2 separate regions of the Homo sapiens genome follow, and region 2 is linked to region 1. Evidence: chromatin loops called from intact Hi-C (ENCODE). Cell type or tissue: breast epithelium. All regions are shown on one strand. Each heading gives the region's core, and the rest is flanking DNA. Links, peaks and the distances in the headings are about the cores only.

Evidence for each region. Peaks named below come from ENCODE experiments on the same cell type or tissue, not always from the same donor. Only the 100,000 strongest peaks of a DNase experiment are listed, where the experiment ranks them.
Region 2: a loop joins it to region 1, with 14 times the contacts of the local background. A loop is called at or near these places in 2 of 110 quality-filtered maps.

Annotation. Positions count from the first base shown.
Region 1 is chr11:2,407,019-2,416,920 of GRCh38, forward strand. TRPM5 (transient receptor potential cation channel subfamily M member 5) reads right to left here. Exons shown (of 29, transcript NM_014555.4): 13 at 8,888-9,006; 14 at 8,103-8,453; 15 at 7,889-8,029; 16 at 7,697-7,820; 17 at 7,043-7,188; 18 at 6,458-6,570; 19 at 6,116-6,208; 20 at 5,736-5,994; 21 at 5,117-5,235; 22 at 4,617-4,749; 23 at 4,334-4,508; 24 at 741-894; 25 at 101-282. Among named protein-coding and RNA genes, the nearest start is that of TSSC4, 11 kb to the left of the region's middle. RefSeq lists an enhancer at 7,090-7,590. In breast epithelium, for the core only: no CTCF peak of the experiment used is centred there; no DNase peak of the experiment used is centred there; H3K4me3 peaks cover 475 bases; H3K27ac peaks cover 664 bases.
Region 2 is chr11:2,464,118-2,474,019 of GRCh38, forward strand. The region is part of intron 1 of KCNQ1 (potassium voltage-gated channel subfamily Q member 1); the gene reads left to right. Among named protein-coding and RNA genes, the nearest start is that of KCNQ1, 24 kb to the left of the region's middle. RefSeq lists an enhancer at 3,239-3,288. In breast epithelium, for the core only: no CTCF peak of the experiment used is centred there; no DNase peak of the experiment used is centred there.

The DNA.
Region 1 (9,902 bases), core at 418-8,417:
GGGGTCCAGGTCTCTCCAGACCTGCCTCCAGCGCACAGCCCCGCCCTGGGACCCGCCACCTCGGCCTCACCCAGGTGCTCCCGCTTGTGCTCGGCCTCACCCAGGTGCTCCCGCTTGTGCTCAGCCTCCTTCTTGAAGACCCGGCGGAGCGTCAGGCTCAGGTGGCTGAGCAGGATGAAGGGCGGGGCCAGGGCGGGGCGCTCGTGGTACTCCACAATCAGGTTGTAGCGCTGGAACTTCCAGAACATGTCTGCGTTGCCCTGCACCACCTGGAACGTGTAGCTGCAGGGGCACAGCTGAGCCGTCACCTACCGGCTCCCCACGACCACTTGGGGGACGCATCCCCCTGCACCCTGATTGCTGTTGGGGAGCCCTTTTTGAAACTGAGGCCCAGCACTGCTTCTGCGTTGCCTCTGGGGTGTGTCACGAGGGGTCCACTCTCCTTGGGTCTTCCCCTGTCCACTCTGCTCTCCTGGACAAGCCCAGAGTTCTTGCCACAGCACCGGTCCCCCAAAGACCCAGGCCCTGCTTCCTGGGACTGGGAGGGTGGCCCACAGAGTTCCCGGTCTTGGGCAGGCAAAGCCCTGCAGTCCAGGCTATGCCACCTTCTATCTGCCCTGAGGCACCAAGCCTCACCCTCTGCAGCACACCAGGTGGGTTGCAAAGGAGGCGGTGTTGGGGAATGACCCTCTGCTCCCTCCGCTCCAGGGCTCTCTCCTCCAGGGGTTGGGTGGAGTCACCTGAACATGGCGATGAGCAGGTTCATGAGCAGCACATTGGTGACCAACAGGAAGGTGACCAGCAGGAGGATGACCAGCCAGTTGGCATAGAGGCTGGGGCAGGATGGTGAGTCCTCCAGCAGCAGTGGGTGGGTGGAGCAGTTCACACGGGCTTCTGGAAAGCAAGGGTGCTGTGGGGACCAGACCGGGGGCAGCCACAAGGGCGGCCTTAGGCAAATGCCCCGAGATAGAGCGCTGAGTCCTGGTGTTGAACCCAGGGGACGGGGTGCTGGTTGGGTGACCCACTGTCCCAGTTCACCCAGGGCGGCCTGGGTTTTAGCAGTGAAAGCCCCATCACAGCAAACCAGAACCAGACGGGTGGTGAGCCCCACCCTGGGCCCCCTCTGCCATGTCTGCTGAGCTTCCACCAGGGGCTGGAGTCAGCCAAGATCACAGGCCCTGGAAGTAGAGCCAAGACCCCTGGAGGGATGGAAGGTGGGGGACAGAGGGGTCACGGGACCCAGGTTTCTCCTGGTTGTTGGATGTGTTAAAACCTCCACCCCTCCTCCGAAAAAAGCCTCTGCTGTTGAAGGTTTGGGGAGAGCTGCCGAGGAAAGGGAGATGGGGCCCAGGACTTCTCAGAGCCTCTACAGCACTAATGCCTGTGATTAAACCCCAAGCTGGCAAGTAATTCCGCCACCTTTCCAAAATGTATTGAGCCAGCAGGCTCCAGACTGGGCTTGCTGCAAGCTCTGAGGGCACCGATCCCGCACTGGGCCACTCAAGTCAAGAACATTCTTCAGGCGGCACACTCTGGGAGCTTGCAGGCTGAGCTCCCTCGGCCCTGGGCAGGGACACCCTGGAGGGGTGGCAGATCTCACTCCAGTCCCTTAAAACCAGACCCTCACACCTGCTTCTCCCTTGTAGGGCTCAACCCTGGACCCTCACCCCACCCCAGCCTGCGGGGCAGGAGGAGGGAGGAGGGAGGAAGGAGCCGCAGTGGGCGTCAGGGTGCTCAGGGTCCCAGCCAGAGGCCAGAGTGTGCCCTGGCCGTCCAGGACCACATATCCCCTCCATATCCGAATGGGAGCTCCGCTCTCTCCTCCCTCCCCAGCCTGCACGCTGGCGTGTGTCTGTGTGAGCCTGTACATGTGATTGGATGTGCCTGGCACACATGCTCATGTGTGAGTCTGCGTGTGAGCACACTGGCACACACGGGCACATTCAAGTGTATCTTAGTGCCTGCCAGCTCCAGGTTGCCCTGCGGTGGGTTCTGGGGGGTCTCCTTGTTCCCAGGTTCCTGCCTCTGTGCCTGGGTCCTGAGCTGGAGGGGTCCGTTCTCCCTCCTAGGGTGAATTCCTGCCTTGTTTCTCCCGAGTGAGTTAGTGTGACGCGTTGGCCCGTGTGTGAGTTATTGAGTGTCTGTGTGTGCACTGGCAGTCAGTGAGCGCCAGCCCTCCCCACGCTCCCACCCTAGGCCTGCCCCTCCTCTGTCCGCCCTGGCCACCTCCAGCCCATGAATCTGTTCCTGGGCAGACTGATGACCCCCTCTCCTCCCTGCACTCTGGAGGAGCGGGCCGGGGCCAGCCTGGAGAGCCTGTTTGTGAAGCCGTAAATCTGTCTGATAAAGGCAGCTCTGAGGAATGAGACCCCCACACCCTCCCCGACTCTGTGATTTGGGAAGGCGCCACCAGGCCGGGCTGGAAATTAAATTGTCCCTGGGGCCTGGAGACCCAGAGAACAAGCTCGTCACCACAGCTCAACCCCAGCTCCGGCTCGGCACGAGTGCAGAGTGGGGCAGGGGTCTGTTCTGGGCTCTGAGGAGACCTGCAGGCTGTACAGGAACTGTCTGAGCCTCAGTCTCCCTCTCAGCCCAGCATGTGTTAGTGAATAACTCCCTGCCTAGCAGCATGAGGGGCTGGGTCACAGTGAGTGGCTGGGGTTCAACCTGAAGGGCCCAGATACTTGCTCGGCAGCTGAACGGAGCCCAAGGAATTGCAGCTCAGGGAGGGGAAGTGACAAGTCTGAGACTCTCAGTGGGCGGCCGGGGCTGGCCCTGTTGCAGGCGTTTCAGCACGGGGCTCTGAGATCCCCGCAGCACCGCAGACCTCCCTGAGGCAGCACTCGGAGCAGGGGCCCCTCGGGAGTCTGTTTCCCTGCCTTCTCCCGTCGAGAAGGAGGCTATGGCCAGGCCTGTCTCCTCATACGAGTCGCTGAGACTGGCCCACCAGAGATGCAGCCACTCAAGAAAGAGGGGACCCCCAACCCTGCCCTGGCTGGAGGCGCCCGTCTAGAGCTCCTCCTGCCCCGAGGGGCCCTGCGGACGGGCAGTGCTGGAGGCCGTATGGTGAGGGCGAGGTGGGGTCGCAGGCAGGCAGGGTCTGGTTAAACTAATGGCCTGGAAAATGAATGCCTGTGATGAGCAAACACCAAAATGTCAGGAGGGGCTGCGGGGGCTGAGAAAACAGCCCAAGGAAATGAGCCGCGCTGGGAGAGGCGGTTTCCATCACGGCGTCGCCCCCGCCTGTCCCCGGAGGCCTGTGTTTGCTCCGGTCTGGCCGTCATCCCCTCAACAAATATTTATCGAGGGTCCTGAGCGCCACTCCACAGAGGTCGGGGTCAGGCCTGGGCAGCACGTTGTGCCATGACTGCCCCGTGCCGGGCAGCCCCAGCCGCCTGACACCGCCTGAGCAGTTTCCCTGCACCTTCTCTGCCGGGTCTCCAAGTCTGCGGCACCCCTCGAGGGCCCCAGGGGCGGGCTGGCTGCTGGTCCACCTTCCCAGAGGGGTGCGTCCCTTTCCAGGTTGGGGCTCCTCACTGAGTCCCAGCCATCCCAGGGGCCTGCACAGGTCCCTGCCCCACCCCAGAGCTCCCCACCAACCCATCACTACAGAGGCCCCCATGGCCAAGCGGCTCTGACCCCCGCCCCCTCCCCACTGCACTGGCTTATGAAAAAGTTTCCAGAGCCTCCACCAGCCCCAGCCAGCTACAGGGGTCGGCCTGGGGACACCCATAGGCATGGGCAGGCCACACACACACATTGGGGTGGGTCCCCAGGAGCAGCCAGGGTGCCTTTAGGAGCGGCCAAATGGCGAAGGGGCCTTGCCAGCAGGACGGCGTAGGGGCTCTGGTGGGTGCCCTAGGCCAAGCAGGGCCCTGTGGGAGGGCAGAGGCCAGGGGCTGTGAGGAGAGCTGGAGGGCCCAGACCCCGGATGATGGCTGGGACAGCCTTTGGGCCCACTCTGTGCCCTTAGTGCCTGCCTATCCCTTCCCCACCGATAGACCACCCCCAGAGCAAGACTTGCTGCTTGGCCTCCCCAAGCAGGAGGCAGCCCTGGCTGCCTTGGGGTCTCCTTGTGTCTCCTTCCCAGCCCAAGGCCCCAGGTCCCAGGTCGGGGCTCCGTGACTGGAGCTGCCTCTACCTCAGGAACCAGGCCTGGCCCTTTGGGGTGTGGGGGGCCTGGGGACCAGGCCTCAGCCACTTCTCCCATCTCTGCTCCAGGCTGGGGTCTCCATGGCCCCAACAGACCTCTCTGGAGAGCCTCATGCCCAGGGCTTGTGCACACAGGGCTCCAATTTCTCCCTGCCCCTGCCCCCGCTGGCTGTGTGCAAACCATCAATCTCGTCCAGTGGGATCTGGCCGAAGATCTGCAGGTAGGGCCGGTAGAGCACCCGGCGGAAGATCCACTCCAGGCGGCCGTCATGGGGGTGCAGCAGCGCCTGGGTGGTGACACCGTAGGCCACGAGCCACACGCTCAGAAAGAAGAGGAAGAAGAAGACGTCCTTCATCTCCACGGGGCAGGGGCAGAGAGAGGGACGTCAGCGGCCAGCCGGGTGGGGCCCAGGCAGGGGATTGCTGTCCCTCCAGGGCCAGGGCCAGGGCCCCCGGGGGCTCACCATGCGCTCTACCACGATGATCTTGGGGCCCAGCTGCTTGTGTATGGCAAAGATATGGATCAGCCGCAGCGTGAACACCATGAAGTCCATGGCGAGGACTGTGCGGCCAGCCTCAAACGCCGACGGCAGCATCCTGGAGGATGGGAGGCTGATGCGGCTGCGGGGCCCAGAGAGGGGCAGAGGCTTCCCCAGGGGCACACAGCATGCTGGCTGCGGGCAGGGCCAGGGCCAGGCCAGGACTCCTTGGGCCCTGAGTGGCTTCATCTTTTGTTTATTTATTTTTAAGAGACAGGGTCTTGCTCTGTCACTCAGGCTGGAGTGCAGTGGCATGATCACGGCTTGCTGCTGCCTCAACTTCCCTGGCTCAAGTGACCCACCCACCTCAGCCTCCTGAGTAGCTGGGACCACAAGTGCCACCGCCACACCCAACCTGAGTGGCTTCATCTGGAAGCCTGCCCACAAGCCGCCCTGAGGCCACACGGCCTCTGGGCCCCACAGACCTGCAGGTGACACCCACGATGAACAGGAAGATGGCCACCATGTCACACTTGTTCCAGTTGTCCCCCACATACAGTGTGAACTTCTTCACCAGGTGTGTGTCCTCGTCTGTGAAGAAGCCCTGGGAGGGAGGTGGGCAGTCCACTGACAGCTGTCCAGCCGCCCTCGCTGGGGACAGCCCTACCTGGACAAGCTTGGATCTGTAAGGATCAGGGTTCCATCTATGACCAGGGCCGAGGCTACCAGTGGGACTAGGGGTCCACTGAAGCTATTCCAGGGCTGTCTGGGGACAGAAGGTGAGGTCAGTCTCCACTTGGGGCCAGGGCCTCTTTGTGCCCAGGGTCTAGGGATCAGTTTATGCAGTGTCTGGACTCAGTCCGTGATACAGGTCAGGGTTCAGACTCTGACGAGGGAGACCATGGTCATGCTCAGTCTGGAGCAGGGCTCAGGGCTCGGTCTTTGACCAGGATCATGGCCGCTGGTGACTGGGAAGATGGGAGGCCCCCATGCTGTTCTTGTTTTACAGTTGGGGAGCCCCACCCTGCGAGGGCAGGACCCAGCTTAGGTTGCCCAACCTGAAGCTGCAGAGTGGAGGGGACCTAGGCTAGTGTGGCCACCGACCTGCCGGATTTCCTCCAGCACCAGCGTAAAGACCCAGAAGTAGAGGGTGACCTCGGGCCCTGAGGGGCCCTGGGGGGGCGGCCTGAAGTCCACCAGCAGGACGTAGGTGAACAGGAAGAGGAAGGCGAAGTACATGACCACGTTCCCCAGGAACACAGTCACGGGAGCGCCCCAGAATTTCCGCCAGCGTGTGAGCAGGAAGACAGCACGTGGGCCTCGGTCACCCTGAGCCCTCGGCGCCTCCACCAGCTCCTCCACCCTGTGCCGCAGAGAAGTTCGCAGTGGTGAGGCTGGCGCCCAGCCGGGTGCCCCACCAGAGTCCAGCCTCCCAGCCACCACCCGCCAGTCCCCTCCACCCTGCCTGGCCCTGTGCCTCGCACCGGCTCTGCAGGCCATACAGCGGGCTCTTCTCCGTGTCCAGGCTGTCCAGGTCCTGCAGGTCCTCCAGGCCTGTCCTCAGGGGAGCTTCCTCACTGCGAGCACAGGAGAGCTCAGGGCCCGCAGGAAGGGCTCCCAGAGGCGCCTGCCTGGCTCCAGGCGCTTGGCCATCAAAGTGCCCACTGGGATGCAGGGGCTGTGGGGAGTGGGACCCGCAGGGAGGCTGGACTTGGGGGCTACAGAGTCAGGCTACCACCAGCACCTGCGAGGCCCAGGCCCTCCCCGTAGCTCCGGCACTCGCACTGCTGCCTGTCCTGGCCGGGCAGCTCACAGGCCTCACCCACCTGAAGGTGATGAGGTTGGTATAGACGAGGGCGGGGCAGAGGAAGGCTCCTAGCAGCCGCAGGATGGGCGTGCCTGCGGCCATGTCCCCCCACCAGATCCTGGTCAGGAAGGCCTGAGGTGAAGGCAAAACTGTCGGCTCCAACTCTGCACCTTTGCCCAGGCTGCGCCCTGCCCCAGGAATGCCCTTCCCCCAGGTGCCTGGCCCACGTGAGCTGAAGGGGTGCCCAGCCCAGCCCTCCCTCCCGGAGCCCCCGTCCTGGTGGGCATGTGCTCCTTGGGCCACTCATCCCAGGGGTGTGGGTTGAGCTGCTGTACCCTTCACTAGGGAAAAGATTGGGCTTGGGGGTTGGGGAGGACTGAGAGGAGGAAGTGCCACTTCCACTGAGGCCAGAGGCAGGAGGAGTGTGCCTGGTGGAGGAAGCCAGGTGGGCGCCTTCCAGGAACAGAAGCCCCACCCCGCCCCCTCTGTGCTGAGGACGGGAGTGACAGGGCAGCTGCAGGCTGGGAAGTCAACTCAAGCTGGGCCCAGCTCGCCCGCCCACCCCACCCCCTGGCAGCTCTCCTCGAGGACAGCTGGCACTCACCTGAACGCCGTCGTGGGCAAAGAAGGCCTTGGCGTCAGCCTCGGTGGCCAGGTGCAGGCAGGTGGTCTTGCTCCAGCAGCGGTTCCGGCGCACCAGCAGGGCGAAGGCGCGGGCCTCACTGTTGCTGTAGCACTCGGAGAAGAGGTCTGCCCCCGGAGGCCCTGGCCGCTAGGACGAGACGCCGATGCCCGGCCCGGCCCCCGACGCCCCTCCTCCATCCCCTGCCCAGACCTGGGCTCTGCAGCCGCACCCTGCGTTCAACACGCAGGGCCCAGCCAGGCCTTCTGCCCCCTCCGGCCTGCTCCGGGCCCTTCCTGAACCTCCGTCCTTCTCCGGCTCTGTCCCTCCCCCAGCAGGACAAAGGGAACCTCTGCCACGCTAAATGTCCCTCGTCCTGCGGCAGGGCCCAGTGTATGCCCGGGGTGTGAGGCTGTATCGTCCTCACCACGTGCACAGCGGTCCCACACTCAGGGTCTGGGGCCGCCTCCACCCCAGGCAGAGCCGTCTGTCCTCTCCTATGGAGGAGGCCCCTGAGGGCACCTGGAGCCCCACGGCGGTAACAGGCAGCCCTGGCGAGGCCCAGGACCCTTCGTCCGACCCCTCCGTCACATCCTCCCCCGCGCGCGGGCCCGGCCCCAGCCGCCGGTCACTCACCAAGGGCCAGCCGCTCGTATTTCGCCTCGCGCGTGGCTCGGGCCGCCTCGGCCTCCGTCTCCAGGTGCGACATCTCTTTGAGGATTTTGCAGGCGGCCAGTGCGGCTGCCACACCTTCCTGGCCCTACGAGACCTGGTCTCAGGAGGCCGCCCCTCCCCTGCCCCCGCGCTGGGCCCGCGGCCTGGGCTCACCATGGCCCAGAAGTAGGTGGCCATCTCGTGGCGGTTCTGCAGCACGGCCCACAGGAACAGGTCCCGCCAGGGGTTCTCGCTCTTCTGGTTCAGGTCCAGCAGCCACTTCTGGCCCGTGGGCCGCTTGGCCGGGCCCTTCTCCTGGAGGACACGGGCGTCGGCCTCCTGCTGCGGCCCCAGCCTCGCCCTCCATCCCCACGGAGCCCCCGCTCACCGCCCTCCTGCGGTCCCCTGGCCGGCCGTCCTGGTAGAAGCCTCGGCAGGCGTCCTGCAGGAAGTCCTTGAGTACGCGGGAGACCTCGTGCAGGGAGAAGGCCGGTGGCCCCGCGGGTGGCTCCCGGGCCTGCTGGGTGCCCAGGCCGGCCAGCGTCAGCCGGGCCTCCTCCTGCTTCCGCTGCAGCAGGTCGAAGAGCAGGCTCTTGCGTGACACGGAGCGGTAGAGCTCCTGCAGCCGCCCATACGTCAGGAAGTCGGCCACGTCTGCGCCGTTGTCCACAAAGAGGCGCACAAACTCGGGCTTGTTGCTGACCAGGGCGTCCACCATCACCTCCTCCAGGTCACAGGACTTGGCGGCCATGGGCACCCGAGGGAAGGGGGACAAGAGAGTGAGCGAGAGACAGGAGGAGGGGGTCCAAGGAAGGAGAGAGCAGGGAGCATGGGGATCCATCCCCAGGGCCAGGTCACGCAGACCCTCTCGCTCTCCTGCACCCCAGCCTGCCCCCTGCATTGGGGCGGGCACAGAGGGGCCAGTCGTGAGCAAATGCTGAGGGTGTCACAACCCCCTTGGGCTTTGGGGACAGCCGGCACCCAGCCAGCTCTGCCTGGGCCAGTGAGCGAGGCAGAAGCCCGGGCAGAACCGTGGCCTGGTCTTGCCCCGGACCTTGGGACAGCTGGGCAGAACGGGCTCAGCCAAGCAGCCCACAGGGTGCAGGAGCAGGCAGCGTGGGCAGCTCGGGCAGTGCCATGATGGGGAGGTGGGTAGGCAGGGCTGGGAGGCACCTTCCACTCCACGTCCCCATTGAAGATCTCACTCTTGGCGATGTCCACGCGGTCCCAGGCCACGGCCAGCTTGAGCTCATCCAGATAGTCCTGAGGCTCCTGGCTGTGGCTCTTGCAGGCTGTGGGCAGAGCAGGCAGGCACTGGTGAGGGTGGAGCTGAGGGCCTCACAGAGCCGGGGCACAGGGTCCCCAAAGGTGCGCTGCCTAGAGACGCGGAAACGGGAACTTCACGCTGGGACTTGAGGGGGCACATGCGCCACCTCTGAGCACCAGCAGGAGGCACGAGACTTTGTACAAACCGCAGGAGAAAGCGTGCTGCCCTGGTCTGCGTCGGGACGGCCCGTCTGCTCCCATGTGAGGCAACTTCCTCGGCTGCAACGGGGGTACCCCAGCTAACACCTGGGCCTCGAGGCCACTTCCTGGCACTGAAGGTCCAGGACACCCTTCCTGGATGTTGTCGGGGGAGCAAGCTGGGCCACGTTTCCTCCACGGGCAAGGGCATTTGGCCATGACTTGGTGAGGTCACCAGGGTCACTCAAGGGGGGCCTGCAGCACCTGGGCTGGGTGCGCCTGCTGGAAACCGCTGTCCTCACCAGACTCGCACGTGAGGCTCACCAGCCTCAGCCTCCACAACCATGGACCCCGTAAGACTACGGTGCCTCTCTCAGGCCACTGGGACCAAACTGAGACTGGTGAGAAGAGGCGGGGGAGTTCCTAAACGGGGAGGTTTCTTTGACCTCCTTGTCCTGGTGAGGTTTCTAAACCCAGAGCCACCCGCAGTCCAGACACCCTTCCCAGAGCGTCCCCTCAAGGTGTCCCCAGCCCCTGCTTAGCAGTGCCTCTCCCTGCTGGGGCTGTGTCTGCCTGCCAGCGTCCAGCCCTTCAGCACGCGTTCGTCTCCAGCAAAAAGCACATCAAATGCTCATCAAAATTTTCCATCAGCGGGTGAACAGACGCATCAACCACGGTCTGTCCACAGGCTGGAACCTGACTCCGCCTTACAAAAGGAATGAAG
Region 2 (9,902 bases), core at 1,428-9,427, 58 kb after region 1:
TGGCACAGGGATGTGGACTACGGTGCTTGCCATCAGCAGATACAAGCTGTACGCAGTGGGCCGCAGGCGCTCCCTGGGCCGGAACACATGGACGTCCAGGTGTGGAATGGCCCGGACAGCAGATAACAAGCCTTCGTCGTGGTCACCCCTGGGTGTGGGCTGTGGGTTTTAATCTTTTCATTTTTGCTCATCTGAATTTTCTAATTAAAAATATATTGCTTTTTAAAAATAATAAAAGATCATTTAAATTAAAATATATAAGTGAGGAGAGGCTGGTAAGAGGATTCTGGAGTCCCTGGAGTGTCTTCTGGCATCGCATGGATGAGAACTCTGAATGAATTGAGTGTGATTTGACCTAGGAGAGTGCCGGGGTGGGGGCAGGTGCACTGTGGTCCTGGGTCCACATGGTGCTAGGGTCCCATGGGCTCCTGGCCCCTGGCTGCTGCCCCCACATTGGGCCCTGCACCAGGCATGAGTCCCATGTCCTGTCCTTGGGGAGGCCTGGGGGACAGGAGTTGGGGGGGTGGGCAGTGCCTCTGTGTGGCAGATTCCAGCTTCTCTCAGGGGCCAGGATTACATGGTCCGTGTTGGACTCTGGGATGCTGGTGGGAAGAACAGTCTGGGCGAGGAGGAAAGGGTGGCTCTGCTGACCCCTCCTAGGTGGGCTGGGGCTGAGGCGGATCCCACTGTGGGGAGCTGCCCAGAGATGGAAGGAGCTGGAGTCCACAGGGCGCTTCTCTTCTCTTTTCCTGTGTGTTAAGGTAGTTCAAAGTCCTCCTGCCCGAGGAAGTAAGACAGCAATCTCTGGGGTCCTGGGCACCAACTCTGGGCACTGATGGGCTGGTCCAGTGCAGGGAGCTGCCCCGGCCGCCCCCGTGGGTGCAGGCCATGGGCTCTTGTTTCCTTTCCCCCATCTGTAAAATGGGTAACGGCCGCTCCTTCAGGGGCTGTTAGCCACATGCTTAGACCGCACCGAGAAAATGCAGTCCCTCCAGAGCTCCTAACCTTCCATGGGCCACAGGCCCCTTCCCAGAAGTTTTTTTATTTTTTATTTTTTTTTGAAGCAGGGTCTCACTCTGTCGCCTAGGTTAGAGTGCAGTGGCACAGTCATCACTCACTGCAGTGCGACCTCCTGGGCTCAAGCTGGCACCGTGACCCCTTCTCCAAGGCCTGCCAGGCTGGCCTCCAGTCCAGGTGTGAGGCCCTGAGGCCCTGGCTGCAGCTGGAAGCTCTTGGGCAGTGCACTGTCCCCACAGCGGACTGCCTCCTGCAGCCAGGTGGCCTTAGGTGATCCTCCAAGGTCCAGCCAGCCAGGATCTGAGTCAGGAGGAACCACGGCCCCCACCAGGGCTGAGACTCCTCTGAGCTCGTCACTTGTCTTGGTTGGGTAGAGGCCTGAGAGGGTGGACACTTGCCCAGGGTCACACAGCTTGTGCGTAGCAGAGCTCCCTGTCCGGCCCCTGCCCCGTGCTGGCCCCTCTCACACCTTGCTCACGCTAGGTGCCTTGTACCAGTGCCTGCTTGGGGGTGGAATTGGAGAGGGGAGGGGTGGGCGCCGAGCTCTGCCTCCCACCAGCATGCTTCCCAGAGCTTCCTGGGAGAAGGTTTACGGAGGAGTGGCCTTGTCTGGTGTCCCTCTGGGTAGAGCCTGTGTTCCGGGCAGGCTGGGAACAATGAATGGTACAGATCCACGGCTCCCCTTGGGCCTTGGTGGGCTCCAGCCATGCCTCCTGGAAGGCCATTTGGAGCCTGGCTGGCAGGCAGGAGCTGTGTGCTGCCAGGCGGGTCTAGATGTGGTTGGTTCCTGGCTGCACCTGCCGGGCTCATGACCTGCCCTGTCCTTTCCTTGGGGAGCTTGGTGACGGCTCAGGTCGACTCCCAGGGGCCCGCCCTTCAGGGCCTGCATGAGTGTTCTCGGGCTGGCTATGGGGGCATTGCTTCTTCCTGTCCTAGCCGGGACCTGCCCATCCACCCAGGGGGCTCAGGGACGTTTTTGAGTTTTCCTGAGGCTTTGCCTAGGGAGTGTCGCTGAGGAAGCTGGAACAGTGACCTTCGTTGTTGGGGGAGGAGATGCAGGCAGGCTGTGGCCCAGCTGCCCCATTTTGTAGCTGGGGAAACTGAGGCCCAGAGTGGAGAAGCGATCTCCAAAGGGGAGGTGACACATGGCTGAGCCCCGCCTGATGGGTGCTTGCTGGGGGGAGAAGTCCTGGCTGGGACTTCCCCTCCCCAGGCTGGGGTTTGTCCCCTACTTTGCAGGAGGAGGGGGGCTCCCAGAAGAGAGTGAGTTTTGAGGGAACACAGTGCTGGGGGTCCCCTCCTGGGCCTGGGGCTGTGGTTCTTAGAGGGGCAAGGGGCTGGCCCCTGTTGCTGGCTGTGGCAGCCACAGCCTTCTGACCCTTGCTGGCCTGTCGTGGAGTGGGGTTCAAGATGCTATCACTGACATCTGCCCAGGCTCGGGGGCTTCTGTGTGGTGCCAGCCTTGCCCGGGGGCACAGCCATCAGCAGGCCAGAAGTCCTCAGGAGAGCTTGCTGCCAGGCTGCTGCCTGGGGCCAGGCTTCAGATATGCTGGCCAGCCTTGTCCAGGGGGCCTCCTGCCAGGTGGGCAGAGGGAGAGGGCCTTCCTGTCCTCATGAGAACAGGGCTGAGCTCCATGTTCCTTAGCCTCCCTTGGCCTCAGTCATCCTATCTGGAAACAGGGATCATAATAGTTTTAGTTTATAGAGAGCGAGGGCCTGGCCCCTGCGCTCTTCCTCTGTGGTCTCCTCTGCCCGCTCCCAGAACACCTGGCCTCCTGCTCTGAGGGCCAGCCCTGGGTTGCAGCAGTGAGCATGACCTGGCCACAGTCTAGGGGCTTTGGGGTGGGTTTGTGGGCAGCTGGGCTGCAGGGGGCTGTGGGAGCCTGAGGGAGTGCCTTCCAGGGGAAGCCCGACAGATGGGGGCACTCCAGGCAGGGGCAGGAGGTGACCTGGAGGTCGGAGGAGCAAGCTGTGGCTGGAGAGCCGGGCAGGGTTGGTCAGCAGGTCCGAGGGCCTGGGCCTCCCTGGGGTGAGGGCCAGGGTGCCTCTGCAGGGGTGGAAGTGGGCTGTGAGGGGGTCTGGGTTTATCTCCCCATTGCACAGGGCTCCATGGGGTGGGCTGAGCCATGAGCGCCCTTCGTGGCACCTTGGTGTCCGGCAGGGAGGCAGGGGCCCAGGAGGAGGGCAGGACTGGCTTCAACGGTGTCGGCCTCTACCCTTTTGGTCCTCACGGAGGAGGCTGCTCCCTCTTCCCTGGAGCAGCCAGGGATGGTGTGGGGCCCTGGTCCCCTGGCTTGATATAGGCTTCTGCAGAGGATATGGTGTGGCCGGGGGCTCAGCTGAGAAGCCACCAGGAGACAGATACAGCCTCAGGAAGTGGTTTTGTATCTCTGCTGAGAACCACAATCCGAGTCACATGGGACCATTGAGATCACGTCAGGGTGCAGGCTGGGGAAGGCTGGGAGCTGGGGTTTGGCAAAGGCGTTGGGGTGCTCTTGTGCTGGACAGGCTGCTGCCCACCGGGCCTGGCCCAGGTGAGGTGAGAGACACCTGCCCCCCACGTCAATGCCTGGGCACACGGGCCCAGTGCACACAGCCAGCAGGCGTGCGTCTTGCAATGGGGGCTGTGGGGACCCCTTTGCTCCCCTGATCCCTTCCCTGCAGACCCAGGCCAGGTGGATTCAAGGTGTGGGGCAGGGTAGGAGCTGGGCACTGCTGGATGGCATGGGCCACCCGCACTGGGGCTGCTGTGACCTCCGAGTCCAGGCACTGCCTTCCACCTGGTTAGGGACAGGGCAGGGAGGCTGATGGGCTGGCCCAGCGTGGGGACCTGCCCAGTGGCCCTGTGGGTGCAGGCCATGTGCCTCTGCATTTCCTTTACCCCATCTGTAAAATAGGGATAACAGCAGCTTCTTAAAGGGCTGTTAGCCACGTGCTTAGACTGTGCCCGGAAAATGCACTGTCTCTCCTGGGCTCCCAACCTTTCACAGGCCACAGGCCCATTCCCAGAAGTTTATTTTTTATTTTTCGAGACAGGGTCTCCCTCTGTCACTTAGGCTAAGAGTGCAGTGGTGTGATCTTGGTTCACTGCAGCCTCGACCTCCCTGGCTCAAGAGATCCTCCCGCCTCAGCCTCCTGAGTAGCTGGGACTACAGATGCACACCACCACGCCTGGCTAATTTTTGTATTTTTTGTAGAGATGGGGTCTTGCTATATTGCCCAGTCTAGTCTCAAGCTCCTGAGCTCAAGCGATCTGCCTGCCTCAGCCTCCCAAAGTGCTGGGATTACAGGCATGCACTTTTTTTTTCTAAGTAGCTTTACGGAGGCGTGCTTGGCATACGGTAAACTGCCCCAGTTTAAAGCAGACAGTTCCATGAGTCCTGACATTTGGAGGCCCTGTGAAGCCAGCATCAGCAGAGTGGGCACACCCATCACCCTCACAGCGTCCCCCTGTCCCCACGACCAGGCCACTGCTGCCCTACCATCAGGCACGATGGATGGGCTTGTGCCTTGTGGAATTTTATTTGGATGGACTCTGGCAGCCAACGCTGGTTTCGTCTGGCTTCTTTTATTCAGCGTCATGATTTTGAGCTGTGTGTCTGTTGTGTGTGTCGGCCTGTTGTTTGGGTAGAGCCTACTTTGCCGATCCATGCACCTGTTGATGGACATGTGGGCGGCTGTATCCCATTTGGGCTCTCACAAATGATACTGCTAGGAATAGCTGGAGTCTCTGTGCGAGCAAATGCTTTTGCTTCTCTTGTGCAAGCAAGTGGTTGAACTGCTCTGCAGCCCGCTGGGAAGTGGAACGGCTGTGTCATGGGGTGGGTGAGGGCTTCACTTTCTAGGACACTGACAAACCGTTTTCTAAAGCAGCAATCCCCTTTTGCAGTCCAGCAGCTCCGTGCGACAGCTCTAGTTCCTCTGTCTCCTTGTCAACACTTGGTGTGGTCGGTCTTTAATTTTAGCCAATCTAACAGGTGTGTCGGGGCCCTCCCTGGCATTCCTGGTGACTCACTGTGTGGGGTCATCTTTTCAGCTGCTTAGTTGTTGTCCACATATCTTCTTTGGTAAAGTGTCTGTCAAATTGTCTGTTAAGAAAACGTGGGTGGTTTTTCATTGAATTCAAGAGTTTTTTTTTTTTTCTTTATTTTGAGAGAGAATCTCACTCTCCGTCTCCCAGGTTGTAGTGTGGTGGCGTGATCTTGCTTGGCTCACTGCAACCTCTGCCTCCCGGGTTCAAGTGATTCTCCTGCCTCAGCCTCCCAAGTAGTTGGGACTACAGATGCCCGCCACCATGACTGGCTAATATTTGTATTTTAGTAGAGACAGGGTTTCACCACGTTGGCCAGGCTGGTCTCTAACTCCTGACCTCGTGATCCACCTGCCTCGGCCTCCCAAAGTGCTGGGATTACAGGCATGAGCTACGGCTCCCGGCCGAGATGTTACATGTTTCTATATTCTGGACCAAGTCCTCTATCAGATACCTGCTCTGTGAAGCCTTCCCTTATCCCTTGCTAGTCCTTCAGTTCTTTTAAACAATTTTTTTTTTCTTTTTTTGAGACGGAGTCTCGCTCTGTCACCCAGGCTGGAGTGCAGTGGCGCGATCTCGGCTCACTGCAAGCTCCGCCTTCCGGGTTCATGCCATTCTCCTGCCTCAGCCTCCCGAGTAGCTGGGACTACAGGCGCCCGCCACTGTATCCAGCTGATTTTTTGTATTTTTATAGAGACAGGGTTTCACCGTGGTCTCCATCTCCTGACCTCGTGATCCGCCCGCCTCAGCCTCCCAAAGTGCTGGGATTACAGGCATGAGCCACCACGCCCGGCCCTTTTAAACAACTTGTTTTTAGAGCTGCGGTCTCACTCTGTCGCCCAGGTTGAAGTGCTTGGTGCTATGACGGCTCACTGCAGTTCCAACTCCTGGGCTCAAGCCATCCTCCCGTCTCAGCCTCCTAAGTAGCTGGGACCACAGGCGCATGTCACCACGCCCGGCTGATTGTTAAATTTTTTGTAGAGCTGGGGTCTGGCTATGTCGCTGACAATCAAAATGAGGACTTGAAGCATACTCCTCAAATCATCGAGGTTTATTGAGCCAACGTGAGGGCACGCCCAGGAAAAACTCCAGTCACAGAAGCATCTGTGGCTGCTTTTTCCAAAGAGGTGCGTAGGAGGTTTCATTCATATTTATATGTTTTCTTGAAAAGGGGAGGGGCATCAAGTGAGACAAATGATTATATACTTGCGAGACTTTAGTTAGAGCCCAGTAAATCTACATTTTACAGAAGACGTATATTGGAGGAAAGAGGGAGCATGGAAGCGTATATCCCAGGGAGGCGGAAGAACATCTCGTTATCTCGTCTCGCCTTTGTTCTGTGCCTGGGAAGGAAGACAAGCCGGCGTCTTATGAAAAGGCTGGTTTCTGTTCAGCCCTTTGGGAAGAAAACCCAATGACAGTTATCAAGGGAGGGGGTGTGATGATACGTATCCAACCGCACATCCATCATGGCCCTGAACTCAGCTTCCAGGGTTTCTCTGGGGTTCCCTCGGCCAAGTGGGGATCCACTCAGTTAGGTGGGGGGGGGGGTGCTTAGAATTTTATTTTTATTTCTCATTGCCCAGACTGGTCTCAAAACCCTGGTCTCGATCAATCCTCCCACCTCAGCCTCCCATTCTCTTAATAGTGCCCTTTTAGAGAGCAAACGTTTTGACTTTGATGAAGTCCAGTTTATCAACTTGTTCCCTTATGGATTGTGTTTTTTGGTGCTCTCAGAAATCTTTCCCTAAACCAAGGGCACAGATTTTCTGTTTTCTTCCAGAAATTTTGTAGTGTCAGGTTTCACACTGAGGTGGATATTCCTTTTGAGTTAATGTCTGACCAGCTGGGAGGTGTCGGTGGAGGCTCCCTTTCTGCCCGCGGGTTCCAGCACATTTGCTGGGATGGCCCTCCTCCCTCCACAGCAGAGTTCTACCCGCCCTCACCACCCTGTATCAACTCATCTCATCGATATCTCCCAACGGCTGGGGAACAAGGGCTGACTCGGCTGCAATCATCCTGCAGCCAGACTCGGGGACCTAGGACTCTGAACCTCCAACTGGTGTGGCTTCAGGGTCCCCAACTTTTCAGACCCCACCTCTGTGTTGCTCTGCAAGTGGGGATCAGCAGGGCTGTACCCCAAATGCTGCTTGCTTCTCCCGCCCTCCTCCCTCTCCCCATCTGCTCTTGGCTGCACCCCCAACCCTGACCCAAGTGTCCTTCACGCTCAGCAACGCCACAGCCTCTGACACTCCACGGCACTAAAGTGTCAAGAGACCCAGGGGACCTGCGAGATCCATCTCGCCCCACACACCACCAGGTCCCCAGGACTTGGAGGATGCTGATGGCCCAGCTCTGGGTCCTAAGCATGGCAGTATCACAGCCTCACAGGCACATGTGTATGTGTGTGTGTGCACGTGTGTATGGGTGCGTGTGCACCTGTGTATATGGGTGTGTGCACGTATGCACGGATGTGTGTACACATGTGTATGGGTGTGTGCATGGGTGTGCACATGTGTATGGGTGTGCATGTGTGTATAGGTGTGTGTATGTGTGCATGGGCGTGTGTATGTGTGCATGGGCGTGTGTGTACTTGTGTATGGGTGTGTGCATGTGATTGGGTGTGTGCATGTGTATATAGGTGTGTGTGCACGTGTATGGGTGCGTGTGCACCTATGTGTGTATAGGTGTGTGTGTTTATGTATGGGTGTGTGTGCACATGTGTATAGGTGTGTGTATGCGTGCACCTATGTGTGTATAGGCGTGTATGTGTGCGCGTGTGTAGGTGTGTGTTCATATATATGGGTGTGTGTGCACCTATGTGTATAAGTGTGTGTGCACATGTGTATAGGTGTATGTATGGTTGTGTGTGTATAGGTATGTATGTGTGCACATGTGTGTAGGTGTGTGTGTTCATGTATATATGGGTGTGTGTGCACCTATGTGTATAAGTGTATGTGCACATGCGTATAGGTGTGTGTGTTTTATGTATGGGTGTGTGTGCACCTTTGTGTGTATATGTGCATGTCTATGTGTGCACATGTGTGTAGGTGTGTGTGTTCATGTATATATGGGTGTGTGTGCACCCATGTGTATAAGTGTATGTGCACATGTGTATAGGTGTGTGTTTTATGTGTGGGTGTGTGTGCACCTTTGTGTGTATACGTGCATGTCTGTGTGTGTTTGTGGGTGTGTGTGTACCTATGTCTGTATAGGTGTGTGTGTTTGTGTCTGGGTGTGTGTGCACCTATGGGTGTGTGTGTGTATGCATGTGTGCATGTCCCTCACAGGGCAGAGCTGGAAAGAACTGGAGAGGCTGAGGCTGGTCCCTTCATCTCAGGGTGAAGCACCTTTACCCAGAGAAGGAGGGTCGTGGCCTGGGCTACTTTGTGGGCTGGAGTCCTGGTCTCTGTCACTGAAAAAAGCAAGGCAGAGCGTCTGGGAGGGGTGTCATGCGGGGCTTTCTGAGTCACTGGCTGCGTGAGATGTGAGTAGGTCTGTGGGATAGGGAGCTGGCCAGGGACTTGAGCTCCCTGCCTGCTATGACCTCAGTCAGCCCCTGCCCATTGTCAGGCTCCTTCCCTGTCTAGGGGTACCCAGTAGAGCTGCCCAGCCCTGCCACTCCAGCTTGTTTGAGGAAAAAGTGCAACCATGCTGTGGGTGGAGGCAGATGTGATTCTGTCCTCAGAGGCATGGGGGTGACTCCATGGCTCTGAGCCAAGTTGCAGCTCTGGGGCCCTTCTTGATACTCCAGGGCCCCCCATCACCCCAGCACCGAGATGGGCATGAGCAGAGGGGCTCATGGTGATGGGGTGGGCGTGGCTGGGAGAAGCCTGCATATGAAGGCCTCTGTCATTGGAGGAGACTGTCCCATGTCCCTCCAGATCATGTCCCTGAGTGGGGAGCGCCTTCTGGGCAGAGTGGCACACAGGGTCCCACCCATCTCAAGTCCATGGGATTAACTCCCCTGTGCTGGAAGCTGCAGGAGCTGCTGCCTGTGGCTGAGGAGAGGCCAGGACGGGCCAAGGAGAGCAGGCAAGAGAAGGGGTGGGGCTGGCAGGGAGGGGGCTCCATTAATTCTGATGTCATTTATTGCTGTTCCTATATTTGTATAATAAATGGAAGAAAATAGTGGTTGGGGGCTTGCTGGGGACTCAGGGAGGGTTGGGGACCTCCAGGGCTTCCATTCGACCTGAGGCCCATGGTGCAGTGAGTCCTGCCTGGAGTCCCGTCCAGCAGGAGGCAGGAGAGCTGGTGTTTGGAGATGTGAGGGGCTGGGCCCTCCCAGGTGAGCGGGTTGGGAAAGGAAAGGGTCTGTGCTGGGAAATCCAAGGGGCAAGGCCGTTTCCCGTCCTGGTCCGTCGTTGAGTCCCCTGCCGTGGGACAGCGCTCAGCATGGCACAGACGCTCAGCCGTGTCATGTGGCTTGTAGAGCGAGGGTGTGCGGCCGGCATCATCCTCAGGGAACTCTGGAGGGACTGGGCCTCAGTTGGCCTGGCCTGGCGCGGGGCTGCCAGCCAAGAGCCTTCCTCCATCCCATTGAGAGCCAGGGCAGGTCCTGGAGATGGCAGCCTGCAGGTTGAAGCCCCCGACAGCTGGGGGAGGCATTGCTCTGCACAGGTAGGGCCATGGGGCCCGCTGGCCAGGGTGGCCATTGCTCAGTGGCACCAGCTGGGCAGACAGCCGCATGCGCTCACCACTCGCCCTCCACAGATGGGAGCCTGGGAGAGCCCTGCCTCCCGGAACGGACATCCTCCTTCACCAAATCCGCAAAATAGGCCTGATGCCAGGAACGGGGCACTGCAGGGCCCTTGGGAGGGAGGTAAGCGGGCAGCCGGGCCAACCTGCTGCTTGG